Linked DNA regions of Homo sapiens: region 2 is linked to region 1. Evidence: chromatin loops called from intact Hi-C (ENCODE). Cell type or tissue: HCT116. All regions are shown on one strand. Links, peaks and the distances in the headings refer to the core of each region. The heading gives the core; the rest is flanking DNA.

What was found. Hi-C counts contacts between places; a loop is a spot of excess contacts. Peaks named below come from ENCODE experiments on the same cell type or tissue, not always from the same donor. Only the 100,000 strongest peaks of a DNase experiment are listed, where the experiment ranks them.
Region 2: it touches region 1 in a loop (2.6-fold over the local background); 10 of 110 quality-filtered maps call a loop at or near these places.

The regions. Positions count from the first base shown.
Region 1 is chr22:25,040,706-25,056,897 of GRCh38, reverse strand. KIAA1671 reads right to left here. Exons shown (of 13, transcript NM_001145206.2): 5 at 15,373-16,192; 6 at 7,534-7,668. Among named protein-coding and RNA genes, the nearest start is that of KIAA1671-AS1, 64 kb to the left of the region's middle. In HCT116, for the core only: CTCF peaks have their summits at 5,661 (motif pointing left) and 8,017 (motif pointing right); DNase peaks (open chromatin) are centred at 5,647 and 7,997.
Region 2 is chr22:24,982,474-24,998,665 of GRCh38, reverse strand. All of the region lies in intron 1 of KIAA1671, which reads right to left. Among named protein-coding and RNA genes, the nearest start is that of KIAA1671, 38 kb to the right of the region's middle. RefSeq lists an enhancer at 3,285-3,882. In HCT116, for the core only: a CTCF peak has its summit at 4,045; DNase peaks (open chromatin) are centred at 2,035, 4,045 and 4,445; H3K4me3 peaks cover 2,016 bases; H3K27ac peaks cover 2,066 bases.

The sequences.
Region 1 (16,192 bases), core at 4,995-9,994:
CCTACCAGGTGTCAGGCACTGTTCATCGCACCTTGTGCATAGGAGCTCATCTCACTTCACTGCCTTTTTTTTTTTTTTTTTTTTTTGAGACAGAGTCTCACTCTGTCACCAGGCTGGAGTGCAGTGGCCCGATCTTGGGTCACTGCAACTCCACCTCCCGGGTTCAAGCGATTCTGCTGACTCAGCCTCCCGAGTAGCTGGGATTACAGGCATCTGCCACCATGCCCAGCTAATTTTTGTATTTTTAGTACAGATGGCATTTCACCATGTTGACCAGGTCTTGATCTCCTGACCTCATGATCCACCCCGCCTCGGTCTCCCAAAGTGCTGGGATTACAGGAGTGAGCCACTGCGCCCGGCCACTTCACCGCATTTCTAACAAGTAGGCTCTGTTATAATCCCAGTCTCAGAGATGGGGAAACTGAGGCACGGAGATGTCAATCCACTCAAAGTCACATAGCTGGTAAGTAGCAGAGTTGGGATTTAAACCCAGGCCATCTGGCTTAGGATATGAGCTCTTTTCTGTATTCATCTCACACTTCAATTTTAAAAATCCTTTTCCAGGCAACAAAAGAAAAAGTTGGGCGTCATCAAACTTCATCAAAGTTATAAATTTTGTGCATCAAAGAACATTATCAAGAGAATGAAAAGACAGCCCACAGAATGGGAAAAAAATATTTGCAAATATCTGATATGGGATTAATATCCAGAATATATATATAAAATATTCCACTGGGCGTGGTGGCTCATGCCTGTAATCCTGGCACTTTGGGAGGCCAAGGTGGGAGGAACACTTGAGTTCAGGAGTTCGAGACCAACCTGGGCAATATGGCAAAACCCCGTCTCTACCAAAAATACAAAAAAAAAAAAAAAAATTAGCTGGGCATGGTGGCACATGCCTGTAGTCCCAGGTACTTGGGAAGCTGAGGTGGGAGGATGGTTTGAACTCACGAGGTGTTGCAGTGAGCCGAGATCATGCCACCGGCACTATAGCCTGGGCAACAGAGCCAGATCCTGTCTGTCTGTTTGCCTGTCTCTCTCTCTATATCTGTATCTGTATCTATATCTATCTATATCTATATCTATATCTATATCTATCTATATCTATCTATATATATGTTTGTGTGTATGTATTCCTACAACTCAACAACAAAGAAAAAACAATCTGATTCAAAAATGGGCAAAGGACTTGAACGGACATTTCTGCCAAAAAGATATACAACTGGTCATTTGGCATATGAACAGATACTCAAAATCATTAGTCATTAGGGAAATGAAAATAAATATCTCAATGAGCTACCATGGCTAATTTTTAAATTTTTATTTATTCATTGTTTTAGAGACAGGGGTCTCACTATGTTCAGCCCAGGCTGGTCTGGAACTCCTGGCCTCAAGCAATCCTCCTATCTTGGCTTCCTGAGTCACTGGATGACAGGCATGAGCCACGGCGCCCAGCCCACAACTTGTTTTTTCAGTCACAACCTTTGATGAGTTACTTTCAGCAGTCCTTGTGTGGTCTTTCATTTTGATTGTTTCCTTCTCATTTGGACTCGCTGTCAACCAACTGAAATCTAGAGGGAATCTCTAACTAGCAGCCAGGATATGTTCTTGGGCGGGGGCCACCTCACAAGTTCCCACTTATTTCAAGTTGATTACACTCACAAGGACTACCACTGCTGTCAGCAGAATCCAAATGTTCCTCCCCTCCTTTTTCCAGTCTTAATAACAAAGTCATCAGGTCCAAATGCTCTCAAACCTCTCAACCTTTGCCCTGGCAGATCCTGCGTACAAAGATGCTGGCATGACGATGACACAGCACCAGCCTCAGAAGCAAAGGGCCACAGTTTCACCAGTTAGAGATGTGGGAAAGTCTGAGCTCAGTGTAAAACCAAACACTGCGGGTGTCCAGGAGGGTCACGTGGAAGTCAAGTTTAAAGGACCCCAGATGACATCCGTTGTATAGAGCACAATTTCACGCCTCTAAACCTCTGCCCATGCTGTTCCCTCGATCAGGGGCAAACCACTGTTCCCCAGACCATAGTTACCTGGCAAACACCTGCTCAGCCTTCAAGACTTAGAACTCAGACTCTTTGGTCTCGAACTCCTGCTTCTCAGCTAGCCCTCCCCAAGTGGAGACACCCCCTCCCTCCTCCAGGGAGACTTTACACAAATTCAAATTAAATTAAAGCACATGACATGATGCCTGGCATATAGTAAATGTTCAATAAACAGTAGCTATTAGGGAGCTTCCGGATACCTGAACACAGGGAGGTTCCTGGAGGGTGGCGTGCCCAGGGAGGGCATGGAAGCTCTGCACTCCCTCCCCCATACCTCACCCTACGCATCTCTGCTTCTACAGCTTATCTTTTGTAATAAACTGGCAAACGAAGAGGAAGAGAGACCAGAGACATCTACCTATCACCCACCTCCCACCCTGCATACACAGAAGAGGCTACGCAAAGACAAATGAAGGACACAGCTGTCAGCCACGGAGAGGAGCCTCATTAGAAGCCAGCCTTGCTAGCTCCTTCATCTTGGACTTCTAGCCTGTGTATCTGTGAGAAAGCAAATTTCTGTTGTTTAAGAAAAAAAAAGAAAATTAGCTATTAGAACCCACTGCAATTATTTACCTACCTTCTTTTTTTTTGAGATGGAGTCTCACTCTGTTACCCACGCTGGAGTGCAGTGGCGAAAACTCAGCTCACTAAAACCTCCGCCTCCCGAGTTCAAGCGATTTTCCTGCCTCAGCCTCCTGAGTAGCTGGGATCAAGTGATTCTCCTGCCCCTCAGCTTCCTGAGTAGCTGAGATTACAGGCACGCAACACCACGCCAGTCTAATTCTTCTTTTTTTTTTTTTTTTTTTTGTATTTTAGTAGAAACAGGGTTTCACCATGTTGCCCAGGCTGGTCTCGAACTCCTGAGCTCAGGCGAATCGCCTGCCTAGGCCTCCCCAACTGCTGGAATTATAGGCGTGAGCCACTGTGCCTGGCCTATTTACCTACCTTCTTAATTGTCTATGCCTTAGTCATAACTGTAGCCCACTGCCCAGCATAGCACTTACCACATGCAGATAAATATTTGTCAAAAAAAGGAGCAAAATCCCTAAACACTCTACCTCAGCCCAACTGGTCCTCCAAGCACCCCCCTTTGTCTGTGTGAGTTCTCAGTCCCAAATGTCTCCCCTCCTACTTCCTGCACCTAACTGGACCCTCCCAGGTCATTTTCAGACCCCTGGGCTGTGAACTCCAGGAGGCTGACGGAGAAAATCTCCAGGCCCCATCATGCAGGGCCTGGCGCATAGTAGGCCCAAAAAGAAATAAACTCAAGAACCAAATGAGCCAGCATATGCTAACCAATAGGTTTCAGGGATTGGGAGAAAATTCTAGAGACTACCAGAGGCCCTCCCGCTGGCCCATTGCAAGGAAGCCTCCCAGCTGATGAATCTCTGACTTCATCGTCACAAGATGGGCCTCCAGGGTAAACTGTGACTCGAGGTCACAGTCCACAACTGAGTCACTGTGTTTTATGGTCCCTGTGAAAATGCAGACCAAAGCTCACTTCCTGGGGAAAAGAGGAGAGGGAGGAAGCCTGATACAGGACTTGGATTCGCCATGTGGACTCGAGGTCCTGAGGGGAACCCTGAAAGTAACAAGGGAGATGGGGAGAAACAGAGAGCACTGGCCAAGGAGTCACAAAGAAGAACTCCAGCCCCAGCTCTGCCTCTAGAGGCCACAGGACCATACACAAGACACTTCCCTACACTGGGCCTGTCTCCTCAACTGCAGAAAAACTTCTAAGGCTATGGATGTTTGTCTTTCCCATCAGCTCTTTGGGAGAGCATAGAAAAAAAACCTGGCCGCAAATAATAATAAAATAATAATAAGCCGGGTGCAGTGGCTCACACCTGTCATCTCAGCACTTTGGGAAACCAAGGCTGGCGGAAAACTTGAGGTCAGGTGTTTGAGACCAGCCTGGCCAACATGGCAAAACCTATCTCTACTGAAAATACAAAAATCAGCCTGGTGTGGTGGTGCACGCCTGTAGTCCCAGCTACTCAGCAGGCTGAGGCACGAGAATCACTTGAACCCGGGAGGCAGAGGCTGCAGTGAATCGAGATTATGCCACTGCACTCCAGCCTGGGCGGCAGAGTGAGACTCCATCTCAAATAATAATAATAATAATAGCTGCTATGATTTGTGAAGCCATTTCTCGGTGTCAGGCACTGTGCTAAGAGCTTTGTAAGCATCATCTCATTTGGGCTCTGTCCTCCCACCGGGCTACCACGTAAGACGAGTGGAAAGTTCAGCAGACACTTAAGAGCATGGACTGCAGACCCAGAACTTGGAAGAGACACTTAATGGCTCTGAGCCTCAGTTTGCCCATCTGTGAAGTGGAAATAATAGCAGTATCTACATGACATGTAACGATAGTAAGTGTTAGGCTTTGTTATTGCTATCACTATCCACTTTATAGAGGAGGAAAAGTGAGGCCCTGAGTGGTAAACTCACTTGCTCAAGGCCTCTAGCAAGTGGCAGGGTCTGTAGTTCAGCAACCATGGGCAGGGCTATGCAAATCAGCAGGGCATTGGCCTGGCAGGTCCCAGGCACCCTCTGCAAGACAGCAGCAGCACAGCAGCTGATGGCCAACCCCGGGCTGAGCAAATATCACATTCTCAGCTCCAGGAGGAGTCCCAGGGCTCAGGGTGTCTTGTTTCCTCATGTAGCTAATGCACGGAGTGCTGCAGGCCCAGGAGAGAGAGGAGCTGGCAGGGGCTGGCAGGGGTTGGCCATAGGCCAAAAGCACAGGCCCATGGCGGGAAGGGCCTGGGGCCAAGGCTGGAGTGAGATAGGCCCCGTTTCCATTCCAGCTCCCCCAGCAGCTGTGTGGCCTTGGGCAAGGGGCTGAAGCATTCTGAGCCTCACTTTCCTGCTCTGCAAAATAGGATTCATGGTCACTAACATGAGGCTGAAGTAGGAATTGGCAAGGCCTGAGAGGCTCAAAAAATGAAGATGAACATGAACTTAAATGGGAAAATAACAGCACAAAGTCATTCATCAAAGCAGTGATGGGAATCATAGCAGACACAGTGAATCCCTTCAAACACCTCATGAGACACAAAATGCATGTATGACCAATTTCCAGAGGAGCAGGGACAGCCACCAGGGGCTCAGGACCCCAGCCCTCCTCTGCTGGGTCACCCTGGTTAAGTCAGGTCCTCTCTCCTGGCTTCACTTTCCCCTTTTATAAAAAGAGAATTGGACAGGTGAGAAAAAAAGCAGAGGAGAGGAAGGGGAGGAGGAGGATGAGAAAGGGAAGGGAAAGTAGAAGAGATGGAAAGGATCAGGAAAGGAGGAAGGGAAGAGGGAGAAAGAAGCAAAAGCTACCACTGCAGTTGAGACATTGAGAATTTACTATGTGCTGGGTGATCTCATTTACTACTCACAAAAATACTCTTGAGGTCATAGAGAACTATCCTTATCTTACAGAAGAAAAAACTGATATTTAGTGACGTCCATGAAGTCACTTGCCCAAGGTCACACAGTGGCAGAGTTGGAACTTAAAGCCACTTCTTTCAGCCTCCAGAGCCCAATACTAAAAGGTCCCTCTAGGATGGGCTGTTGGAGGCACCAGGATAGGAGCTGAACACCACCTCCTCCTTGTGGCCACTCCCCAGAATTGCAGGTATGAGTCCCAAAAGCAGGGAAATGAGGTCTGAGGCCCCAGCACTCTCCGGTTCATGCTAAGTCCCTCCACCCACCTACCTCTGAGGAGAGGAAATCAAGCAGGCAAGAGTGGGGCAGGGGCCTCAGAGGCCAGAAGGAAAGAGCCAAGGCAAGCTGCCCGAGGACTCCAAGGACAAAAGCTCTTCAATGACAGAGAGTGAAAGAGGAGGAGCAGGACGGCCAAGGAGGATGCCAGCAAGCAGACTCTAAAAAGACAGGTTTAAAATGCTTCTCTCCCATCACCTTTGTCTTCACACACACACTCATAAAAGTTCAAGTACAATCAGATAAGCTAAGTCAGAGCTATCTGAGAGGGACTGGAGAAATAGCTGAGAAAGAAGTCAATGGAAGGGAATGTTTATCAAAAAATCCAGGCAGGTTTCAAATGTGTGTGAATCTTTGGCTAGGATCTGGATCCTCGAGGAAAATTCCTGGGCTGCTCAGTAAACACCTAGCTGGGATCTGAGTTCCTCCCCGGCCCGTCTCCCTCAGCCCCACAGTCGGGCTCACGTTGTGGCTGTTCTGCATCACTCCTAGCACAAACCATGCCAGGGTATCTTCTTTACCCCCATTTTACAGAAGTGGAAACTGAGGTTCAGGAAAGCAAAGTTTCTTGCCTGTGGCCATAAAACTGGAAGGGATGGACTCTCAATGGAGCTTCAGCACAAAATCATATGTCTCCAAAACGTGAGACCAGGCCCAGGTATCCCTGAAGCTTGTGGAGCTGAGCAACCAAAGAGGCCTTTGTGGGCAGAAGTGTCGCTGCCTTAGGAGCCCTGTCTTCGATGCCCCTGTATAGGACCTGGGCCGGAAAGGGGCTTCATGAGCAAGTGCAAAACTCCAAACAGCATGGAACTAAAGTCCGAAAAGAAACTCACTGGAGGTGGCGAAGCCCTGGAACCCATGTGGGCACACTGAAGCTCTGAATGGGACAGCTGTCCCTGGGGCCTGCTCAGTGTGTACTCACCTCCTTTCACAAGTAAGGAAACAGGATGAGGGGGAAGAGGGCACAAGGACACAGAGATAAGCAAGAGCCAGAGGGAGACTTGAAAACAAGGACAGTCGTACCAGTAACAGCAAGAGTAATAATTATGTGACGATGACACTTATTGTTTGCTATGTACCCAGAAGCATGCTAAGCACTTCATGAATTCTCTCATCTGAGCCCCACATCAGCCCTGTAAAGTAGATACTATTATTATCCCCATTCTACAGATGAGGAAACTGAAGCCAGAGGCCAGCCCAAGGTCACACGTGAATGTATGCAGATCCGGGACTTGAACCCAGGCAATCTGGCTCTGGAACCAGCTTTCTGCTGCCTCCTGTTATCACCATAACTGTCAGTTCCTAAATGTGTTATGACGTGCTGGGCCCCACACACACTTTTATTCCATCCTCGCAACACAGCTAGATAGGAATCAAGATCCTGTTTTCCAGGTGAAGAAACTGAAGTGCAGCGAAATTAAGTAAATTGCTCAAAATCTCAAAGAGGTTGACAGGAGACCGTGCTGGGATTGGAACCCAGGACTTTCCAACACCAGTCTATGTTCCCTTAACCACTCCATGCCAGGCAGTGCTGGGCTGGAAACTCAAGAGGAAGAAGGTTTCCCCAGCAGAGCCACCAAACACCCTCCACATCAAGAACCACAACACAGCTAGTCAGGTGACACCAGATTCCTGGACAGTTGCCTGCTGCCCTCAACCCCGTCAGGGCCCTGGGCTGTCCAGATGCTCCACCAACCACATTCACAGCAGTGTCCAGCAACCAGCACCCCTGTGCAATCCTCTCCAGCCATGTTGCATCACTCACCACAAAGGGCCCACTCCTCCTGTCTTTGCAGAAGCTGTGGCTTCTCCAGGGAACCGAGGCCACAGGGGACACCTGCTGGAGCGGTCGCTCCTTCTCCTGGGGGGCATCCTCCTTCTCCAGGTCCCGTGGCAGCACCTGAAACACAGAGCACAAGAAAAGGACTTTACTGGGAGCCTTCTCATTTACAGGAAAAAATATATTATGCCAAGAGTCCATTCTGTACCAAAAAGGGCAAAGAAGAAAATTAAACCCCCAGAAATCCCCCACTTTAATGATCAGAGGTAACATGTAGGGCGGTAGCTCTGGGTTCCAGTGGCCCAGCCTCAGCCATTTAATAACTGTGTGACCTCAGGTGGGTGCCTCAACCTCTCTGAGCCTCAACTATCTGGGAAAGGAACCCCATGATGACAGCACCCAGCTTCTAGGCGCTAAGAAACAGCACATGGAATGTACATGATGCAGTATAGCCACCAGGGGGCAGACGTGCACAAGTCCTGGGCACCTGGCTTGGCTTACCCTAGCCTCCTCCATCCCTGGCACCTGGGGAGCCCTCCATAAATGCTGGCTGGCCTCATTACTGCCAGTGGTCATTCTTGGTGACCTTATTTTAATCATCTCTTTATGCACCCAAACACACATGCATAGACACAGAGAAACGGTGCATGAACAGCACAGCACCTCCAGTACATCTACTTGGAATCCTGCTGTTTTTTTCCACTTAGTTATATATAGGGGAAACATTCACAGGCCAGGACTCCAGGATGCATATTTTATATGCTTCACACTCTCCCTGCGTGGACAAGGAAACAAAGGCCCAGAGATGGGAGGGAGCTGCTTAAGAACACACAGCACCAGGAAGAGGAAGACTGGATTTCTAATCCCTTCCCTCACAGCCTCTTTTCTGGATGCCTTCAGAGACCCTCTGGTTTTCCTCCTAACCCCCTGGCTCTTTTTGATCAGTGTCCCCACATGTCCCAGGCCAGCCGCAGAGCCATTTCTCCTTTTGCTACATCATTCCCTCTGGGATCTCTCTTCACGCCCCCCATGGCTTTAAATAAATCCCATCTACACCCAGATGCCTGCCAATTCTGTTTCTCAGTGTTGGAACTCCAGACTCGGAGATCCCACTGCTCACTCAACATCTCTTGGAAGCTCACACTCATCTCAGATCCACGTGCTCAAAACATGCGTCTTGATTCCATCTCTCCACAGTTGCTCCTCCCACACCTTGCCCATCCATCCCCCAGCTGGGGAGGCCAAGACCTTCGGGTTGCCCTCCATTCTCCTCCCCATTCTCTCCCACTTTTCTCCACTGCATCAGCAAAGCTGAGACTCTACCTGCAAAACATGCTGCAAATCTGACATACTATATACCAAAATCAACTTGAAATAGATCAAAGACCTAAATGTAAGAGCTAAAGCTAGAAAACTCTTAGAAGAAAATAGAGGTGTAAATCTTCAAGAGCTAGGCTTAGGCAGTGATTTCTTAAATATGATACCAAAGGCATAAACAACAAAAGAACAATAAATAAAATAGACTTCTTCAAAATTAAAAACTTTTGTGCTTTAAAGGGTACCATTAAGAAAGGGAAGGCCAGGCGCAGTAGCTCATGCCTGTAATCCCACCACTTCGGGAGGCCGACGCAGGTGGATCACCTGAGGTCAGGAGTTTGAGACCAGCCTCGCCAACATGGTGAAACCCCGTCTCTACTACAAATACGAAAATTAGCCAGGCATGGTGGCGAGCGCCTGTAATCCCAGCTACTTGGAAGGCTGAGGCAGGAGAATTGCTTGAACCCAGGAGGTGGAGATTGCAGTGAGCCGACATCACACCACTGCACTTCAGCCTGGGCAATAGAGTGAGACTCCATCCATCTCAAAAAAAAAAAAAAAAAAAGGAAAAGAGGCCAGGCATGGTGGTGGTGGCGGCTCACGCCTGTAATCCTAGCACTTTGGGAGGCCAAGGCAGGTTGATCACTTGAGGTCAGGAGTTCAAGACCAGCCTGGGCAACACGGTGAAACCCCATTTCTACTAAAAATATAAAAATCAGCTGGGCAAGGTGGCACATGCCTGTAATCCTTGCAACTCGGGAGGCTGAGGCAGGCGAATTGCTTGAATCCAGGAGGTGGAGGTTGCAGTGAGCCGAGATCATGCCACTGCACTCCAGCCTGGGCAACAGAGCAAGACTCTGTCTCAAAAAAAAAAAAAAAAAGAAAAGAAAAAAAATTAGCCAGGTGTGGTGGCATGTGCTTGTAGTCCCAGCTGCTTGGGAGGCTGAGGTGGGAGGACTGCTCGAGCCCAGGAGGTTGAGGCCGCAGTGAGCCATGATCTCACTACTACACTCCAGCCTGAGTGACAGAGTGAGACGCTGGCTCAAAAAAAAAAAAAAAAACTCTCAAGACACATTATATGAAAAACAGAAAGGTGGAAAATCTGTGGGTTCAACAGAGATCCTCAACCCAAGATTCCCCTGGGGAGCCTTCATAACTAACAAAGGCAGGTCCTACCCCAGAGATTCTGACCTAACTGGCCTGGAGAGAGGCCCAGTCATTGATATCTTTTAGGATTCCCTGTGTTACTCCCATAGGCAACCAAAGTTTCAACCACTTAGAGAAAGTGCTCTTTATTATGGAAAAGTGAAGCAAAAATAAAAATATGTATTTCTATGTGCTTGTATTTTCATAAAGAAGCCTCAAAAGAAAAAAAGGAATTTAAAAAAAAGGAATAAAAGTGATTACCGGGTGGAAGAAATGTAAGCATGGCAGGTATCAGGGGAATGTTTTTTAAGTATTTTTGGAGTGGAGCCATGTGAAATCGTCTCTCTCTTAAAACTAAAATAAATAATTTAAATAAATGAAATACTGTTGGGTCTGGGAAACAGTTTCTATAAATGTCTGTTAAGTGAAGAACAGAGAAAAAGAGAGGAAGGGATGGAGAGAGGAAGGGATGGAGAGAGGAAGGAATCACTTTAATGACCATCACACCCTTTTGGGCTGTAAATCAAGAAACCCTCACCCAAGGAACCAACCTTGTTTCTTTTTCTTCTTCTTTTTTTTTCTCTTGAGACAGAGTCTCGCTCTGTTGCCCAAGCTGGAGTGCAGTGGCACGATCTCCGCTCACTACAATCTCCGCTTCCTGGGTTCAAGCAATTCTCCTGCCTCAGCCTCCTAAGTAGCTGGGTCTACAGGCACCCGCCACCAAGCCCGGCTAATTTTTGTATTTTTAGTAGAGATGGAGTTTCACCATGTTGGCCAGGCTGGTCTCAAACTCCTGACCTCAAGTGATCTGCCAGCCTCGGCCTCCCAAAGTGTTGGGATTACAGATGTGAGCCACTGCACCCGGCACAACCCTGTTTCTAACACACACAAAAATTCAAATCCACCCAAATACCCATCAATGAGAGTCTAGGTTAAAATAGATTGGGCTCAGTCACATAATACAATACTTCGCAACCATTAAAAAGAGGAAGGGGAGGCCGGGTGCAGTGGCTCACGCCTGTAATTCTAGCAGTTTGGGAGGCCAAGACAGGTAGACTGCTTGAGGCCAGGAGTTCAAAACCAGCCTGGTTAACATGGTGAAACCCCATCTCTACTAAAAATACAAAAAATTAGCCAGGAATGGTGGTGTGCACCTGTAGTCCCAGCTACTCAGGAGGCTGAGGCAGGAGAATCACTTGAACCCGGGAGGCGGGGGTTGCAGTGAGCCAAGATCCTGCCACTGCACTCCAGCCTGGGCCACAAGAGCAAAACTCCATCTCAAAAAACAAAAGTAAGCCACAAGATTTTCTATAGACTGTTGTAGTTTTCCATAGAAAGCTTATGTATTTACCTATATCTAAGTCTATGCATTTACCTTTATCTATGTCTGTGTCTAGACCAGGGTTCCTCAACCTACAAACTGCAAACACTTGGGGCTGGAGCATTCTTTGCAGTGGGGGCTGTCTTGTGCCTTGTAGGATGTTGGGCAGCATGCTTGGCTTCTACCCATGAGACGCTAATAGCAACCTCTTCCCAGGGTGTGACAACAACAAAATATGTCTCCAGACACTGCCAAATGTGCCCCAGGGGCAAAATTGCCCATAGTTAAAAACCACTAATGGGCCTAGAGGGGTGTTCCCCAGTTTATGCACCACGCTCAATATTTAAAGGAGATTTTCTCTCTACACCATTTTTCTATAGTATTTCAAAATTTTTTTTTTTCTTTGAGACGGAGTCTCTCTCTGTCGCCCAGGCTGGAGTGCAGTGGCGTGATCTTGGCTCACTGAAAGCTCCGCCTCCCGGGTTCACGCCATTCTCCTGCCTCAGCCTCCGGAGTAGCTGGGACTACAGGCGCCCGCCACTGTGCCCGGCTAATTTTTTTGTAGTTTTAGTAGAGACAGGGTTTCACCGTGTTAGCCAGGATGGTCTCAATCTCCTGACCTCGTGATCCACCCGCCTCGGCCTCCCAAAGTGCTGGGATTACAGGCATGAGCCACCGTGCCCAGCCAGTATTTCACATTTTACGCAAGCATTCGCTACTGTTGCAATATGAAAAGCATGACAATTATGCATATATATATGATTGATAAGTGACTGTCAATATAGGAAAGTCCGAAAGGACATAAACAATGTAATGGTGGCTGCCTCTGGGGGAACACTCACCTTTTATTTTCTATACCCCTGTAAGGTTCAAAATTTTAACAACCAACATTTTTTCCTTCTGTATTGGTGTGTTTTTATTTTTTTTTTTAAGATCAAAGAACCAAAGATCTTTTGGCAGGAGACAAGAGAGAAACGGGAAGCTGGTCCAAGGCTTCCCAATCCCGTGGTGAGAAAACAGATCCCCTGACAACCAGCACTGCTGGGGCCTGCGTGCTCCAGGCAGGCATCCAAGGCTGGGCTGCGGGACAGAGCTGAGCCCAGGATCCCCCCTCCACAACATCCCGACTCCCCCACCACCAGCGGGCCCTGAGCAAGGTGCTGGCAAACATAAGTGTCGCATTTCCTTGGCCTCTTCCTTCTTCCACTGTTACCACAACATCAGCCTGCAGGTAGGGACAGATGAAACCCTTCTCAGGAAGCACACGGGGATGGCCCAAGTTCGGTGCTTTATTTCAATTCAGTCTAATAACAGTGCTTTGGGGCAGGAATCCCTGTTAACTCTGGCATGGCAACTGAGGCCAGGAGAGGCCAAGAGGCTGCTTTACACACAGCAGGCAAGTAGCAGCGTGGAGATTCAGATGCCAAGTCTGCGTGATCCTGCACATGGTGGTTGGAGAGCTTGGCCTCTTGGGAACAGACATGGGTTCAAAGCCTGACTCCATCACTTACCCACTCTTAACTGAAGGCAAATCCTCACCGCATGATCATTACTGACTGTATCCTAGAGTTTCCTTTCTGCAGCATCCACTTCCAGACTGGCCACCTAGTCCCTTTTACAGACAAGAAAACTCGGGTGCAGGGAGGTGAAAGGTTTTGCCCTGTATCACTCAGCTGCAAGTGGCAAAGGAAGAATCTGTGGCCTGATTTGCTGATGCCACATCACACAGGGCGGTGCTAAGTCCATTTCCACATGTCCCCCACAACATTCTACGCTCTTCCCACCTCCAAACCTTTGTCCATGCTGTGCCCTGCTGAGAATGCCCTCACCTCCCCTCATCAGCCCACCCAAAAGCATGGCCAACCCTCAAGCTTGGGCTGAGACCACCGACTCCTCCAGGACACCTTGGGCCACCTCTCCAGTGCCTCCCTCTGCACCCCATCACTCCCCAGTCTTGGATCACAATGGCCCATCTCCCCACAGAGATCAGAAGCTTCAAAGGGTGGTCCTTATGCCTCAGATTTCTTCCCCACCTTCGTGGTTCTTCACCAGAATGGTCTCCTAGAATATGGCCCAGTTGGGTAATTAAGGCCAGATTTGGGTTCAAATACCAGTTTTGTTACTTACTGCTGTGTGACCTGGGACAAGTTATTTCACCTCTCTGAGCCTCTGTTTTTTTCCCCCCATCTGTACAGGAAGATGATCACACAGCAGTAGGTAGTGTCAGCACTCTGCCCAACACTCAGGTATATGCCAAAGATCAAGAGAAGGGGCCCTCTGCCAACACCCTAGAGCCTCACTGATAGATATTTGGGTAGATTTGAATTTGTGTGTGTGTGTTAAAAACAAAGTGGCTTATTTGGGTGAGGGTTTCTTCACAGCTATTCTGCTTATGTACCCCCAAAAGGGTGTGCTTGTAATTAAAGTGATCCCTTCCTCCTTTCCTCCCCACCCCCCACCCTGCCATCCATTCTTCTCTTTCTCTCTGTTCTTCACTGAACAAAGGAAGCCAGATTTTCTTTCTTCTGCTGTGCATGGTGCCAGCCAGGATGGAAAAGTCTGAATGTTCATGACCCCACAAACAGCCTCAGGCAAGGACAGAGGGATTGGAAAATACATACTCCAGGTCCCTTGACCCCTGGACATGACAACTTCAGAGGTGTTCCATGCTGCCTCCCGGGGTCCCCAGTGAGATGTGCCTCTGTGGCCAACCATGGCCCCTGTAGCACCTGCCTCACTTCTTCTCTCCCCTACTGGTTCTTCCTGGGATCACCCCCTTAAAAAGTGCTTACAGGCCGGGCGCAGTGGCTCGCGCCTGTAATCCCAGCACTTTGGGAGGTCAAGGTGGGCGGATCACGAGGTCAGGAGTTCAAGACCGGCCTGGCCAAAATAGTGAAACCCCGTCTCTACTAAAAAAAAAAAATACAAAAAATTAGCCGGGTATGATGGCGGGCTCCTGTAATCCCAGCTACTTGGGAGGCTGAGGCAGGAGAATCGCTTAAACCCAGGAGGCGAAGGTTGCAGTGAGCCAAGATCACACCATTGTATTCCAGCCCAGGTGACAGTGTGAGACTCCGTCTCAAAAAAAAAAAAAAAAAAAAACAAGGGACTGCTGGAACCCAAAACCATGGTGATCCCTCTTTTGAGGCTCACGTAAGATCACTTGTTCACTCATTCAACAAATACTTCTTGAACATTCACAGTATGTCAAGCATGATGCTGGATTCTGGGGACATAATAATGAACAGGATACAACAGGCTATTATACAGCAGGAGCACAATAAAGCTACCATTGATATCTATCATTATCGTCATTGTAGGACAGAAGTGTAAAACAGGTGGCCGGCGCGCTGCATGGGGCTAGCAGACAAGTCTTGTTTGGGCTGAACAGCATTTTTAAAAATAAGTCCTCCTCATTTCCTAATGGGAGGATTACACATAAAAATCTAGATTTTCAGATTCTCTTGATAAATGAGGTTTGCCATCTCAAGGCCAGCATTCCTGCCTGTGAAGAACCAGCTGGGCCAGGCATGGTGGCACACGCCTGTCATCCCAGCACTTTGGGAGGCCGAGGCAGGAGGATCACTTGAGCCCAGGAGTTTGAGACCAGCCTGGGCAACATGGCAAAACCCTGTCTCTACAAAAAATAAAAAATTAGCCAAGCATGGTGGCGCATGCCTGTCATCCCAGCTATTTGGGAGGCTGAGGCGGGAGGATGGCTTGAGCCCAGGAGATTATGGCTGCAGTGAGCCATGATCATGCCACTGCACTCCAGCCTGGGCAACTAAGCAAGACTCTTTGTTTCAAACAAACAAATAAACAAACAAAGAACCAGGTGGGACCAAGCAGCAGTTGTCCAGTTCAGATAGGGCATGAGCTCTCCATTTGCCACAATCCATACCCCTCCCTGGAGCCTCATACCCAGCCTGACTCCACTCATTTATGTACCCAAAGTGGGCCACACAAAATCTGAGTTTCGGCCCCCTAGACTAGATGTTTAAACCATGTTTGACAAAATTAAAAAGTGTCTCGGTACTTACCTTGTGACTGTCTCCAGTCCCTGACTCCCACCAACAGGGTCCCATTTTGGCCTCCAAATTCTCTCCAGTAAGGCTGGGCCTCCCTTTGGGCTGCTCTCGCCTCCTCTCTCTGGCTTCATGCATGATGGACAGGCCCTCTCGGATGTTGGCAGGGGGCCCCTTCTCTGAGTAGGCCCTCTTGATATCCAGCGGCACCCGTCCACAGTCACGTGGGTGGTCACCCCACTGGGCCACACTGTCCTCCTCTCCCCGCCCGGTGGATTTCCTTGGGGTCCCTTTCTTCTGGTCAGTGGGGGGCGATTTGGGTGACACCCTGACCCCACTGCCTGGATCCTCCCGACCAGAGGGCTTTGACTCAGCCAGGTAATTCTGACACTTTGCAACATGATGTTTACTGGCAAAGGCCTTTCTGTCATCCTCAGCAAACCCCGTTTTTTTCCTGGGATCCGCAGGTATAGGAGAGCCCCCTGGATACCTTTCAGAAGGAGCCGAGGGTGGCAGAGCCCAGAAGGGAGGGCTAGATTTGGTGCCCATGGCTGTCTCCAAGGTCTCTGCCAGCTGCTTGCCTAAGCCAGGAGTGAAACTGTGATTTATTTCGGCAGAACTGGCCGGTTTCCAGAGACCCCCGGTATCGGGCATCTCCTTCAGGCTCCTCCTTCTCTGCTCCACCCCGCCCAGCTGAACAGGCCTCTCCCGAGGCAACGTACTGGGCTCCACGGTGGGACTCCTCCTCTCCTGAGCCTCCCCAGGGACTTTCAGCGACAGCTCCTGGTACTCTGCCATCAGGGCGTCAATGTCAAGAACGCTGGATCTGTAGCCA
Region 2 (16,192 bases), core at 1,204-6,203, 54 kb after region 1:
GCTCACTGCAAGCTCCGCCTCCTGGGTTCATGCCATTCTCCTGCCTCAGCCTCCCTAGTAGCTGGGACTACAGGCCCCGCCACTACGCCCAGCTAATTTTTTTGTATTTTTAGTAGAGACGGGTTTCACTGTGCTAGCCAGGATGGTCTCGATCTCCTGACCTCGTGATCCGCCCGCCTCAGCCTCCCGAAGTGCTGGGATTACAGGTGTGAGCCACCGTGCCCGGCCCAAATGCAATTTCTTTTATTTTTTTGAGACAGGGTCTTAATTTGTCACCCAGGCTGGAGTGCAGTGGTGCTGTCATGGCTCACTGTACCCCTGTTCTCCTGGCTCAAGTGATCCTCCCACCTCAGCCTCCCAAGTAGCCGGATCTACAGGCCTCCGCTGCCATGCCCGTCTAATTTTTTGTTGTTGTGTTTTATTTTTTTGTAGAGATGGGGTTTCACCATGTTGCTCAGGCTAGTCTCAAACTCCTGGGCTCAAGCGATCCTTCAGCCTCAGCCCCACAAAGCGCTGAGATTACAAGTGTATATTGCCACACCTGGCCTAAATGCAACTTTGACAATACTTTTGACTTATGATGGGTTTATCAGGACGTATCCCCATTATAAGTCAAGAATATTTGTACTGCAACAAGAAGAAAACATGGATAAATACGACAGGCATTAAGGTTTGCAAAACAAGCAGCATTCTAAACTGTTCTGTAAAACGGCATGTGTATGAAATTCAGGCAAAATTTATATGAAGTGAGCTCTAGGGTAACGGAAGGTAGAACAGCAATTACTTTTGGGGACTGTGACTAGGAAGGGGTATAAAGATGCTCTCTGGGACCTGAGAATGTTCTATATCTTGATATGCGTGATTACATCTTGTATACATACGTAAACGTGTGTCTAGTTGACACCTAAGATGTGTGTACTTTCCTGTATGTATGTTATGCTTAAGGAGGCAAACCCCAAACTTCGAGTGGCCTCCAGGTGCTCACAAAATGAAGTCCACACCCCTCACCACCACAGCCTTGCATTATTTGTTCTTGTCTACCACTAAGACCTCATCTCCTGCCCCTCACCCAGGGCACCAGCCCCACCAGCCTCCCACAAGCCATGCGTTCTCAACACCAACAACCCCTATACCAGCACCCTTTCCCTCCCAGCTCCTAACTCACTTATCCCGGACATCGACATGTCAGCTTTGTCATGATTGTTTTTCATACCGGCAATTTCCCCTCTCAAGCAAGACATGGGAGAAGTCAAAATCTGGAAGAATTCCATCCTGGGATGGGAAAGAGACCCGCAGAAAGCTGCCAGTCGCCTTCTCTTTTTCCTGAGTGACATCAGTACTCGTGAGAGCTAATGCGCATGGGTCCCTAATTAGATACCACTTCTTCCAGGAAGCCTTCCAGACCCCTGCAGCCAGCCCAGGTAGGCTTTGGTTCCCAGAACTCTCTGTTTCTTTGTGACACCAACCCCACTGTTTTATGCCTGGTTACTCGTCTGCCTTGCTTCCTGAAGGCAGAGATCCTTTTTGTCGTAGAGATCCTTGCCTGGCATGTGATGGGTACACAATAAACATTTGCTGAAGCAAATCAATGTTTACATGAGAAAATAAGTCACTGCATGGAGGGTAAGAATGGGATGGAGCCCACAGTGACTCTATGCAGGCCCCTGGCATACAGAAGGTAAAATTCGGCCCCGAGAGGCTTGCCTAAGGTCACACAGCCAATTAAGGATGAATCTAGCACTGCAACCTATGGGAGATGCTGTTGGATCTGCCCCTCCCCCAAATCCCCTTTCCTGCTGCGGCACCCATCCCCCAGCTGCTATGACAGTTGTCTGCTCAGTTTACAGTTACACCCTTTTCCAGGAGGGCTGTCCTCCAACATGCTGCCCTACAGTCTCCACCCCTCCTGGTAAATCCCTCACTCCCACAGCCAATGACTGGCTTCCAAGGGACACGAGGGGCTACTTACCCTTGCCCCAAGGCAGGACTTACTCTGTGGCTTCAGAGTGCCCCAGGGGATCAGACTGAGGCCAAATGTCCCCTCCCCTGCCCTATTATCCTGTCTCCCTCTCTCGGGGATGCATGAGTCACAACTCAAATCAATCACTTTCACAGAATTCCTATCTCAAGCTCTCCTTCTAGGGAACCCAACATAAGACAGAACTTAAGGCTTTCAAGTACTCGCCCGCACTCCAGGCTGACACACTGCCTCCCAAAGCTAAGTCTGAAAAGGAATGGCAATTCCAGTGGCCAACCCAGGGGCCATGCTGTAAGGAAACGTGTAATCCATAAGGCTCGTGTGAGTGCACATGTGGGGAGGGTCTCCTCGCTGGTTCCCGATGCCCTTTACTTTCATCTCTATAAGATACACAGAAGGACCTAAGCTGTGCTTTTCAGCCACCAGCAATGAAGCTCTAAAATGTGCCTCTGAGTCCGAGAGGGAGCCCTCCACCGAGACACCCTGCTCTATCACCAGCTCTTAGCATAGCCACCTGCATACACAGGGGTCGCTTCCCCAATGAGTCCTTGTAAGCCCCTCCCCTGAAGATGACTTACCTAGCCTTGTTAGAGAAAACACTCTACACTCTCCTGCATTCAGATGAACACCACCTGCCCTCACTTCTCCCAGATGCCAATTTTATCCAGCATAATCACCAGTTAGTTCAGAGGACACTGTGGTCAGGGGATGACATGCAGGAGTAGCAGCTGGGTGCCCCCAGTCTCCTCCCCTTGTCTGTATCCCTCTGTACAACTGTTCAGAACAGGGACTTCCAGAGCCAGTCATCTCCATCTGTACTAGCTGTGTGACCTTGGGCAACTCACTCTACCTCTCTGAGCCTCATCTTCCTCATCTATAAAATGGAAGCAAGGGTAGGTACTTCACATGCTTTTGTGAGGATTAAATGAGATCACATACATGAAGTGCTTAGCATAATGCCAATGGTCAACACCTACATCAGTAATTGTCCTCATAACCGTATTATTATTAATCATTGAAAGAGACTGGGGGTGGGCATGGTGGCTCATGCCTATAATCCCAGCACTTTGGGAGGCCAAGGCAGTGGACTGCTTGAGCTCAGGAGTTGGAGACCATCCTGGGCAACGTGGCGAAACCCAGTCTCTACAGAGAATACAAAAACGATTAGCCAGACATGGTAGCTCCTGCCTGTAGTCCCAACTACTAGGGAGGCTGAGGTAGGAGGATCGCTTGAGCCAGGGAGGTTGAGGCTGCAGTGAGTCATGACTGCACCACTGCACTCCAGCCTGGGCGAGAGTGAGACCCTGCCCCTGCCAAGAAAAAAAAAAAAAACCTTGGCCGGGCGCAGTGGCTCACGCCTATAATCCCAGCACTTTGGGAGGCCAAGGTGGGCAGATCACGAGGTCAGGAGATCGAGACCATCCTGGCTAACATGGCGAAACCCTGTCTCTACTAAAAAAATACAAAAAATTAGCCAGGCATGGTGGCGGGCACTTGTAGTCCCAGCTACTCAGGAGGCTGAGGCAGGAGAATGGCGTGAACCCGGGAGGCGGAGCTTGCAGTGAGCTGAGATCGCGCCACTGCACTCCAGCCTGGGTGAGAGAGCGAGATTCTGTCTCAAATTAAAAAAAAAAAAAAAAACCTAACATACAAACAGAGACGGGATGAGGCAGGAGCCTGGAGTTAGGCTGCACAGCTTCTGCACAAATGCAGGAACGTGGCTGGAAAGCAGGAGGAGGAACAGGCCTTGTCTCCCATCCCAAGGGGATAGAGTGGACCCCTCGCCCCAACTCCATCCCAAAAGATGCAAGGAAGCAAAGAGGCCTGGAAAGTGTATACAGCAGGTGCTCAGGATACAACAGCTCTGACGATGATACAGTTCATTCTTAAAAGGGGACCCCAAGAAAATGACCTCTCTGGGCTCAGAGATCCTTACATGCCTAAAGAGTCGCCTTTCTGCAAACAGCCCTGGATCTCAGGCAGAAGCAGGAACAGGGAAGCCACTCCTTTGTCAGAGCCTCTGACCTCATGCGCTGGTTCACCTGAGCCACGGTCGCCCTCTGCCTGCTGGAGCCAGCCAGGTCCTCACAAGAGGTGTGCCACCCCAGGCACCACAGGGTGCCTGGGAAGAGCCTACTCTGTCATACCAAACACTGTTGGACTCCACCCAAATCCTCTCAGCACTAGTGGATAACTTTCTGTTGCTGGGGGATAAATACCCCAGCTACCTAGCACTCAAGTCGGATAATTTAATGGCATGTTCTATAGGCTCCCAGAGGTCCCCAGCACAGCTGAGCCCCAGCTGTTCCCCAAGGTAACCTGCTCCTTATCTCACCCTAATGGTACACTGCCACCCAAATAAACTGCTTGCCTTTGCACCCTTGACTTAGGCTCTGCTTCTGGGGGAACCCAACCTATGACACCACTCTTTCCTAGAATCACTGACTCACAATAGAAGGACTGGCTTGGAAAACAAGTTCCCTCCTAAGGTGTCGTGACACAGTGGGGAGACACACCCCATTTTGAAATGTGTCAGCAAACCACTGACTACCAAGATGATGAGGTTGTAACACTTGCACTTGCTGAATTTTTTTTTTTCTCTTCTGAGACGGGAGTTTTGTTCTTGTTGCCTAGGTTGGAGTGCAATGGCGTGATCTTGGCTCACTGCAACCTCCACCTGCTGGGTTCAAGCGATTCTCCTGCCTCAGTCTCCTGAGTAGCTGGGATTACAGGCGCCCTCTACCATGCCCGGCTAATTTTTTTGTATTTGTAGCAGAGACAGGGTTTCACCATGTTGGCCAGGCTGGTCTCGAACTCCTGACCTCAAGTGATCCAACTGCCTTGGCTCCCAAAGTGCTGGGATTACAAGCGAGAGCCACCATACCCGGCTGCACTTGCTGAATTTTTAAAAGTTGCTCTTTTTCCAATTTTTCCAAAAGATGATATTGACCTATTATGTGCCATACTCCATGTTTGGTGATAGAGCAATGTGGATAAACTCACAATTTCCTGTTTACGTGGAGTTTAGAGCAGGTGGAAGGTGGAAAAGACAGGCAATGGATAAGCCATGCACCAAGACAAAGACAGTAGCATGTGACAAGGGAGGTGATGGGAACAGGGTTTGTGATGTGAATAGCAGCTGGGCTGCACAAATTGGGTGATCAGGAAGGATTCCTGGAGGAGGTGACCTATCAGCTGAATGACCTACAGTCAGAGGGAGCCGGCCAAGGGAAAGCCATGAGGTCTAGAGTCAGAAAAGAGCTTGGGGCATGGAAGGAACAGAAATTTCTGCTTGCACAGCTGGAGTAGAGTGAAGGGAAGTATCATGGGCTGACTTTGGAGAGAAGACAACGGACAGGGTCTTGCAGGACTCTGAGGCCATCTATGAGAGTGTGTCTGGGGCTCTCCCAGAATCACCTTCCTCACCCTGCCTCCCTAGCACTCCAACCTGCTTTCCTGAGTGGGAGAGGGTGGAGTTACCGCCTGCCTGCCAGGAGCCTCACTGAGTCTCCCACTCCCGGTGGGGGGACAGCATCTCACATGTCAGCATCCTCCGTCTGGTGCATCCAGGTGATAACTGCTGGCTTCAAGGCAGATTAGAGGGAAAGGCAGAGAGGGCGGCTTCGAGATCAGCACCTGGCAACTGGGAGTCTGAGTCAGGAGACAGCTTTGGTTGGTAGTCCACAGTGCGCAGACTCAAATTCAAATCCTACCTCTATGAGCATGGGTAAGTTTCTTAACTTCCCAAACCTCAGTTTCCCCACCTCTCAGATGGGTTAAACCTATCTGCTTTGAATAGTAGCTGAGAGATTTGCTAAGAATATACATCAAAAAGCACTTGGCATTGTCTTTTTTTTTTTTTTTTTTTTTTTTGAGACGGAGTCTCGCTCTGTCACCTAGGCTGGAGTGCAATGGCGTGATCTTGGCTCACTGCAACCTCCGCCTCCCGGGTTCAAGCAATTCTCCTGCCTCAGTCTCCTGAGTAGCTGGGACTATAGGCATGCACCACCACACCCGCCTAATTTTTGTATTTTTAGTAGAGAGGGGGTTTCACCATGTTGGCCAAGCTGGTCTCGAACTCCTGACCTCAAGTGATCCGCCCACCTCAGCCTCCCAAAGTGCTGGGATTACAGGAGTGAGCCACCACGCCTGGCCATTGTTCATTTATTGATCAAACTTTTACCAGTCTCCTACTATGTGCCAGGCACTGTACTAGGAGCCAGAGATACAGGTGTGAACAAGACAGGGCCAGTGTTCAGTCAGGCAGGGGAAGAAATCCAATGTTTACAGAAGTCAGGAATGGCAAAGAGAGACAAAATTTTACAGGCACACGGTAAGTACATTCCCTCCATCTGAGACCCTGTCCCCCAGTAAAAGCCCGGAGCCTACCAGTCACCATGTGAACCCTGAAAGTTAAGACTCCTGTCTCCTGCCAGAGCCCTAGGCATGGACATCCTAAAGGAATCCAGCTCTTTAGGGTAACTCTGCTCCTACAGGGTCCAAACTCCATCCTCCGTCCCAATTACCCGAAGGAAAATCCCTAAGCCCCAGAGACAATCTCTTAGGACATTAGCTTCAGGCGCAGCCAGTTATGCCAAGGGCGGTGTCTGCCAGTGTAGGCATGAGTCATGTCCTGCCCGCTCTGTAAATGGGAGGAGGGGTGTCCCAGGCCCAAAATGCTGATGTGGCTGTGCCAAGGAGGGGATGGGAAGAGACCGGAGGGGACAGAGCAAAGCCCAGTCCCCAACCTCCCCACACCAGAGGAAATAACAACTCAAACAAGAAAACAAGCACACACGCCACGCTTATTTACACTCATCCCCGGCTCTAAAATAAACTCTGAATGGAGATTATGGCCATGATCCCTCGCAATTACTCAGTGACTATGGGGATTATTATTCTCCCCACGTCAGAAAGGAGGAAACTGGGCCAGGCACAGTGGCTCACACCTGCAATCCCAGCACTTTGGGAGGCTGAGGCAGGCGGATCACGAGGTCAGGAGATCGTGACCATCCTGGCTAACACGGTAAAACCCTGTCTCTACTAAAAAAAAAAAAAAAAAAATTAGCCGGGCGTGGTGGCACGTGCCTGTAGTCCCAGCTACTCGGGAGGCTGAGGCAGGAGAATCGCTTGAACCCCAGAGGTACAGCTTGCAGTGAGCCGAGATCCTGCCACTCCAGCCTGGGGACAAAGCAAGACTCTGTCTCAAAAAAACAAACAAACAAGAAAGGAGGAAACTGAGGCTTAAAGAGATGAACTGTCTGTCCAAGGTGACTCATCTTGTCAATTCCAGAGCCACAAAGCTGATCTGCCCTGCTGGACTGGGAGAAAAAGAGGGGACATTCCTAAAAATAAGGAAGAAAGGGGCTGGGCATGGTGGCTCATGCCTGTAATCCCAGCACTTTGGGAGGCCGAAGTGGGTGGATCACTTGAAGTCAGGAGTTCGTGACCAGCCTGACCAGCATGGTGAAACCCCGTCTCTACTAAAAATACAAAAAAAATTAGCTGGGCATGGTGGTGTGTGCCTGTAGTCCCAGCTACTCAGGAGGCTGAGGCAGGATAATCGCTTGAACCCGGAAGGCGGAGGTTGCAGTGACTTGAGATCAAGCTACTGCACTCCAGCCTGGACAACGGAGTGAGACTCCTCAAAAAAATAAAAATAAAATTAAAGAAGAAAGGGTCCCTTCCTCAGAGAAGGCCTGGGTGACTGGAGCTGCTTGGCCAGCCCTGGGCCAGGGGTGGGACAGTGTGGTCAAGCAGAAGCCTTTGGTCCTGGCTTGTGACCTCCGCTGTGGCACCCGAGCCTCGGTTTCCCCAGCTGGGCAAGAAGGACCTAGCTCAGTGTCTGGCTTACCCACCGAGCCCTGAGCCCTTCCTACAAATGAGGAGGGAAGACCAGGCCTCCAGCCTCTGGCAGGAATCCAAGACCAGCATGAAGCTGCCCACCCGCAAGGTAGGGTCACCAGAGGACCATGGTTGCTCCACCCTTCAAGGAAGGGCAAGGCCAGGACGTGAGCAGGTGCCTGCTGTGTCCCACATGGTGACGCTCCAGAGGTGGCCTGTCCATGTCAGCGCTGGGTTGGAGGTGGTGGTTCTGCAGCCCAAACCTCATACCACCACCCAGGGCTGCTGCTGGCGTGGGCGCACATTGGGCAGGCACATGTGTGTGAGCATGGTGTGTGCATGGTGTGTGTGGGGCCAGGGAACATGTTTCCAGGAGGTAGGGTGGGTGTGAGATATATGTGTATGTTTGGAGGTACTGAGTCATGTAGGGAGGAACACACATGACAGTAAACAGGCCAGGCAAGGTGGCTCACACCTTTAATCCTACCACTTCTGGAGGCCGAGGCAGGCGGATTACCTGAGGTCATGAGTTCGAGACCAGCATGGCCAACAGAGTGAAACCCTGTCTCTACTAAAAATAAAAAAATTAGCCAGGGATGATGGCGGGTGCCTGTAATCCCAGCTACTTGGGAGGCTGAGGCAGGAGAATCACTTGAACTCGGGAGGCAGAGGTTGCAGCGAGCTGAGATCACACCAACTCACTCCAGCCTGGGTGACAAGAGCAAGACTCTGTCTAAAAAAATAAAAAAATAAAAAATAAATCACCTTGCCAAAATTTCATTGTGCTTCCCCAATGATGATGGGCTTCTGAATATTCCTTTTCCTGCCGTCTGGTGCTCATAATGTTCTATCAAAAGAATATGTTTTTAATGTTTAACAAAGAGCTAGAAAAAGCTCTCTACCATCTTCTGCCTTGATCCCAAAACCCAACAAGGTTTCTGGGGCTGTGGTTTTAAGAGGACAGCCTTTTTTTGTTCAAATCTCAAATAAACAAGAGTCCCTTTGGCAGAAGTCCCTTTGCCGGGCGGACATTCACCCCGCACACCCTCCCGGCACCAAAATTGCAGCTAAGACAATAGTGCGTGTTTTCTTGGGGAGTGGTGGGGAAAGGGGCTCTTGAGCTCTTGCTAAGCTTTGGGAACTCATCCCAAATAGTTTCTTCCCCACCCAGGGACTCTCCCTTTCCTGTGGCTCAGGGTCAGCCCTCCTCCCACACTCTTGCCTTGGGCCAGTGCATCCCCCCTGAGCCCTGACCAGCCCTAAATTCCCAGGGCTTAGGAGTTCAGAATTTTCATCTTAGAGACCATGCAGCCCTAGCTCCCTTGTTACAGCAGTGAAGAGACTGAGCTCAGAGTTGACCAGGGCTATGAAGGCGATAGAGCAAGGGTTATAAGAAGTCAGGGTGGAGGGGCAGCAACTCTAGATGAGGGGATGGGGAGGGCTCTCTGAGGAGGTGCCATGTGAGCTGAGACCTCAATGAAGAGGAGGCTGTCAGCAGGGCTGTGACCCCCCTGCAAGCACACCAGGCACCCAGTGGGGAATAAACTAAATGGCAAAGGTGGAAGCCTGGAGCTGGGGCAGGATACTCCTGCCATCCTCCAGGTGGGAGACGGGGTGGCCAAGATGAATTCAGTGACAGTGGGGACCAAGAGAAGGGACAATGTGGCTTTGAACACAAGGGTGAGAGGAAGACAATGAACACCCCTTCCTACTCACCCTCGACATGAAACCAGGGGAAACCAGAACCAAAGGGACCTTGAAAAAAGATTGATTCAAAACTCCCTCCACGAAGAAGTGGTGAGTGTACTGGGCCTGGGAGTTCAACACCAGCACAAAGTACAGGGAGTCAGAGACCTGGATTCCAATCCCAGCTCCATAATCACTAGTTGCATGACCTTGGACAAGTCAGTGCTCCTCTTTGAGCCTCAGTTTTTCCAACTGTGAGATGGGGAAGATACCAAACCCAGATGGACACTGAAAACTCCAGCACAGTACCTGGTGTTCAGTAGCTCCCTGCCCCATTCCCTCCCCATCTTTGGGTCTGACACCGGACCACAATTCTCAGATGAGATAAACCACCCAAACCCATTTTTTTTTTTTTTTTTTTTGAGATGGAGTCTCGCTCTTTCACCCAGGCTGGAGTGCAGTGGTGTCATCTTGTCTCATAGCAATCTTCACTTCCCAGGTTCAAGAGATTCTCTTGCCTCAGCCTCCCAAGTAGCTGGGATTACAGGCACTAGCCACCATGCCTGGCTAATTTTTGTATTTTTTAGTAGAGATGGGGTTTCACCATGTGGCTGGTCTTGAACTCCTGACCTCAAGTGATCCATCCACCTCAGTCTCCCAAAGTGTTAGGATTACAGGCATGACCACCACACCCAGCCCCAAACCCATTTTTGAAGAACTAACATAAATAGTGATTTTCTACCCAAAGGATCATATGAAGCAAAAATGGGAATCCTTCCCACTGAGCGGGGGTCAGAATAGAGATACCCTAAAAATAACAAGTGCTCCCAGTTTGGGGGGCTGAGATCCAGGCAGGAGTCTTTTTTTTTTTTTTTTTGAGATGGAGTTTCACTCTTGTTGCCCAAGCTGGAGTGCAATGGCGCGATCTCGGCTCACTGCAACCTCCAACTCCCAGATTCAAGTGATTCTCCTGCCTCAGCCTCCCAAGTAGCTGGGATTACAGATGCACGCCATAACACACAGCTATTTTTAAAATATATTTTTAGTAGAAACGGGGTTTCACCATGTTAGCCAAGCTGGTCTCGAACTCTTGACCTCAGGTGATCCACCCGCCTCGGCCTCCCAAAGTGCTGGGATTACAGGCGTGAACCACCGTGCCCCGCCCAGGCAGGAGTCTTGACAGTCCTGTGATGCTGCAGATGGACCCCCTGCAGGGCAGAGAGCTCTGGAGATGTGTGGAGAGAAGGCAGACATGACAGGGGTCAGAGACTACAAGGCTGGGCTCAAATCCAGGTTCTACTTCAGAAAGTCATTCTCCTTCCCCATGTCTCAGTATCCTCAATTGCAAAGCAGACATAATATGCCCAATCTAGCAGGAGTCTATCAGACTAGCTGTCATTTAGCCAGGATTGGTGGTGCACACCTGTAATCCCTGCTACTCTGGAGGTTGAGGTGGGAGCATTGCTTAGGGCCAGGCTGGGCAATACAGCAAGACCCCACCTCTACAAAAAATAAAATAATTAGCCAGGTGTGGTGGCATGTGCCTGTAGTCTCAGTTACTCAGGAGGCTGAGGCAGGAAAGAAGGTCACTTGAGCCCAGGAGTTTGAGGCTGCAGTGAGCTATGATCACACCATGGCACTCCAGACTGGGCAACAGAGTGAGACTCCATCTCAAAAAATAATAATAGGCCAGGCGCAGTGGCTCACACCTGTAATCCCAGCACTTTGAGAGGCCGAGGCGGGTGGATCACGAGGTCAGGAGATCGAGAACATCCTGGCTAACACGGTGAAACCCCGTCTCTACTGAAAAATACAAAAAATTAGCCGGGCATGGTGGCAGGCGCCTGTAGTCCCAGCTACTCCAGAGGCTGAGACAGGAGAATGACGTGAACCTGGGAGGCAGAGCTTGCAGTGAGCCGAGTTTGCACCACTACACTCTAGCCTGGGCAACAGGGCGAGACTCTGTCTCAGAAAAAAAAAAAAAAATAATAATAATAATAAATAAATCATTGGAAAAAAATCAAAAGAACAGTATTTCATGACACATGAAAAATCATATAAAAATCAAATGTGTGTGTCTATACATAAGTTGTGATTGCAGTCAAACCACAGCCACACCCACTTGTTTACATCCTGTCTGGGCTGCTTGTGCAGTAAACGGCGGAGGTCAGCAGGTGTGACAGAGGTCTTATGGCCTGCAAAGCTGAAAATATTTACTATCTGGTCCTCTACAGGAGAAGCTGGCCGACCCCTGCTTTAGGCTGTGACCTCCAGAGGGCAAGGGGCTTTGTCCTTCATTTCTATGGATGCTCCCTAGTGCCTGAAAGGGGTCAGGGCCTTGACAGATGATCAGATAACAAATGGTGGATAATTACCATGAGGCCCTGCCCCCAGCATAGAGCTGTGCATCAAGCTTGTGATGGATGGATGGATGGATGGGTGGGTGGGTGGATGGATGGATGGATGGGTGGGTGGATGGGTGGATGGGTGGGTGGATGGGTGGGTGGGTGGATGGGTGGGTGGGTGGTTGGGTGGGTGAATGAAATGAATAGGCAGTTCTCTGTATCCATGGGTTCTACATCTATGGATTCAATTAATCACTGATTGAAAATATTCAGGAAAAAAATAAGGATGGTTGCATCAGTATTGAACAGGTACAGAGTTTTTTTTTCTTGTCATATTCCATAAACAATGTAGATAGTAACTACTTACATGGTATCTACATTGTATTAACTATCATAATTAATCTTGAGCTGATTTAAAGCATCTGGGAGGATATGTATAGGTTACATGCAAATACTACACCATTTTATATCAGGGATTTGAGCTTCTGGGGATTTTGGTATCCCGTAACCCAGTCTCCCACAGATACCGAGGGAAGACTGACTACATAGGGAAGATGCTCTGGTTGAAGCCACAAGCGTCATCCCTTAGGGTGGCCAAACGCCCCTCCAGAGTCACAAACCAGAATCTGACATCCCTTGGGCAGGCACCTCTCCAAGAGCGCCAGACTGGCCTTGACATTCCATGAGCCCAGAACTCTAAAGAGAGGACGTGATTCATCTGAGATAAGTCCTTTCACTAGGAGAGGAAGGAAACCCATGTTCAGATCCGGGACCAAATTTAACTCCTGTCTTTCACACGTCCCCATCCCCCATAACACACACACGCACACAAGTCCCAACCCAGCAGTCAGGAGACAGCATCGGCACTTACTGACTCAGCTTCCTCCCGAAGGGTTACCCCACAACCCTCGCAAAACACAGTTGGAGAAAAATCCTCAATGGGAAGGGGCTATTCCAGAGGGAGAGGTTTCTCCTGGTGTTGGAGAACAGAGTAGTTCCTCCCTCTCATTCTGTTTCTCTCTCTCTCTCTCTCCCCTCACCATACACACACACACACACACACATACACACACACACTCACACACTCTCTCTCTCTCTCCCCCTCTCCCTCCCTCTCTTCCTCCCTCAAAAGGCGCTGAGACAAAGAGGGAACTAAAGAAACAAGAGACAGAAAGGCTAGGCGCGCTGGCTCACGCCTGTAATCCCAGCACTTTGGGAGGCCGAGGTGGGCGGATAATGAGCTCAGGAGATCGAGACCATCCTGGCTAACCCGGTGAAACCCCATCTTTACTAAAAATACAAAAAATTAGCCGGGCGCGGTGGCGGGCGCCTGTAGTCCCAGCTACTCGGGAGGCTGAGGCAGGAGAATGGCGTGAACCCGGGAGGCGGAGCTTGCAGTGAGCCGAGATCGCACCACTGCACTCCAGCCTGGGTGACAGAGCGAGACTCTGTCTCGAAAAAAAAAAAAGAAAGAAACAAAACACAGCAGGAAATAACGGCCTTTCACTCCACAGGGAATTTCAGATCCAGCCAACAAGCCCATCTCTTAGGAGGATATTAGCATCCTCAATACCTCGGAGACAGCACCTAATTTACGTTTTAAATCCCAGTGTGGGAAAATTGATATGTTCCCAGTTTGGAATGTGAATAGAGATGTTTTATCTGAATAGAGATATATTTTTACTTCCCAATAAGAAGAAAGCTCTTTTCCACATGAATATATATCCAAAAAATCAGAGAGACAGCAGCTCCGTGCTTCTGGAACAGTTGGAATTATCCTGCCATTTCATCTGGGCCCGGGGCCTAGGATACTATAACAACCCTCCAACATGCTCCTTGGTGGACACAGGTCAGCGTTTATTGCTGTTTGCCTGCTTTTTTTTTTTTTTTTTTTTTTTTTGAGACGTAGTCTAGCTCTGTCGCCAGGCTGGAGTGCAATGACACGATCTCGGCTCACCGCAACCTCCGCCTCCAGGGTTCACGCAATTCTCCTGCCTCAGCTTCCCGAGTAGCTGGGGTTGCAGGCACATGCCGCCAAGCCCATCTAATTTTTTTGCATTTTTAGTAGAGATGGGGTTTCACCATGTTGACCAGGATGGTCTCAATCTCCCGACCTCATGATCCGCCCACCTCGGCCTCCCAAAGTTTTACCTGCTTTTTCTCCTCTGCTCCTGAGCTTTGTCCTGAATGGGAAGACTCACAGCAGCTCACACATATAAGGGAATTAATTCCACGCTTATTAAGTTGCTGAAGCTGCCTCATCCCTTGCCCAGTAGCTAAACCGTCTCTTGACTGGGCAGATGATGCATTACCTTCACCAACAGGTGTAAAATCAGTGCTCCCTGTCCTGGGCTATTTCCCGTGCCCTGGACACCCAGCTATATTTGAGGATGGTCCTTTGCCTCCAGGTGTGTTGAGAACTTACAAGACTGAAGATGTTAGCTGAGGCCTTGAGCTTTCTTTCCCCTAGCTGTGTGACCCTAAGAAAACTGCTTAACCTCTCTGGGCCTGCATTTCCTCAAGAGATAAAAGTACTGCCCTACCTATCTGCAAAGGATTTGAGGCTTAGAACACTGGAGGGATGTCAGTGTGCTTGGGGGTAACCCTTAAGGCATGTACCCTCAGTCACTGTCATGCCCCTTCCTAATTAAGTGACTTTCTTCCAAAAGGGAATGCAACCACATAATGTCCCTGCTTAAGCCCCTGAGAGGCATTTAGAGTTAAATCCAAACACCGGCCAGGCGCGGTTGCTCACACCTGTAATCCTAGCACTTTGGGAGGCCGAGGCGGGCAGATCACCTGAGGTCGGGAGTTCGAGACCAGCCTGACCAACATGGAGACACCCCATCTCTACTAAAAACACAAAGTTAGCTGGGCGTGGTGGTGCATGCCTGTAATCCCAGCTACTTGGGAGGCTGAGGCAGGAGAATTGCTTGAATCCAGGAGGCGGAGGTTGTGGTGAGCCGAGATCGCACCATTGCACTCCAGCCTGGGCAACAAGAGTGAAACTCTGTCTCAAAAAAAAAAAAAAAAAAAAATTCCAAACACCTTTCCATGGCCCCATACCCCAGGCCCCCAGACCCCCAGCTTCAGCCCCCACCGCACAGTCACACAGGCCTCTGTGCCGCACTCCTGCCAGAAAGCCCTAGCGCAAGCTGTTCCCTCTGCTTCAAACAACCGCACCTTGAACCACCCCCGCCCCCCCACCATACACACATCCTTTAAGTCTGAGCTTTAATGGCCCTTCTTCAGTGTAATGGGAGAAAAACTGTCTCCCCAAAATTCAGGTCCACCTGTAATCTCAGAATGCGACCTTCTTTGGAAATAGGGTCCTTGTAGATGTAATTAGTTAGGTCTGAATGAGGTCACTCTGCATTAGGGTGGACCCTAATCCAATGACTAGTGTCCTTATAAAAAAAGAACACACAGACATACAGCTAGAAGCCAAAAAACGCCAACAATTGCCGGAAGCCACTGGAAGCTGAAGAAGAAAGGAGGGATTCTCTTTTACAGCCTTTGAAGCAGTGTGGCTCTGAGGACACTATTAGCCTCAAGAAAGTCGGAAAACACAGTGCTGTTGTTTTGAAACCACCCAGATTGTGATAATTTGTTAAGGTGCACTCAGAAAAGCACAAGCCGAAGCTCAGCTAAAGTTCATCCCCCATTTTCTTCAAAGCATCCTGGTCTTCTTTCTCCCTCCTGCCAGGTCTGCCTCTCCCTCCAGCCCACAGACCCCAAGAGAGAAGGGATCTCAGCTGCAGGGTTCCCTGTAGCCCCCAGCACAGAGCCTGGCCCACAGCAGGTGTCAGAGGAGTACTTTCCAAATGAATTCAACAGATGCCTGGAAGGAAGCTCAGAAAGGCCAAGGGACTCATCCAAGGTCACACAGCAGGTTGAAGCAGGCCAGGGAAACCAGCACCCAGGCCACTGGCCTCCCTATGAGTGATTCAAGGAGCCAAGACGCTGGCACTCATCCTGCAAGGACTTGGGTCCGGCAGGAGAAGCTCCCTCTCCCTCCCAATTCCCAACTTCCAGGCCTGTGCCCTCTGGGATCTGTGCCCAGCCAACACCACGACCTTGGCAGGGACCATCCCAGCTCAGTGACCCTGGAGATAAAAGCCTCTTGGGTCCTCCTGAGGTTCTGGGGCTGCTGTGGGGCAAGGGATGCCCTAGACTCAAGTTACCCCAGCACCCACAGGGCAAATGCCAGTGACCAGCAAAGGCCGCTCAAGAAACAGGCCCTCACCCATGCAGACCCACAACCCTGCACCCACCTGGCTCCTGCCTCACACACCCTCATTCCCTAGCTCTGCATTGATGAGTGTGGGAGGCACACAGT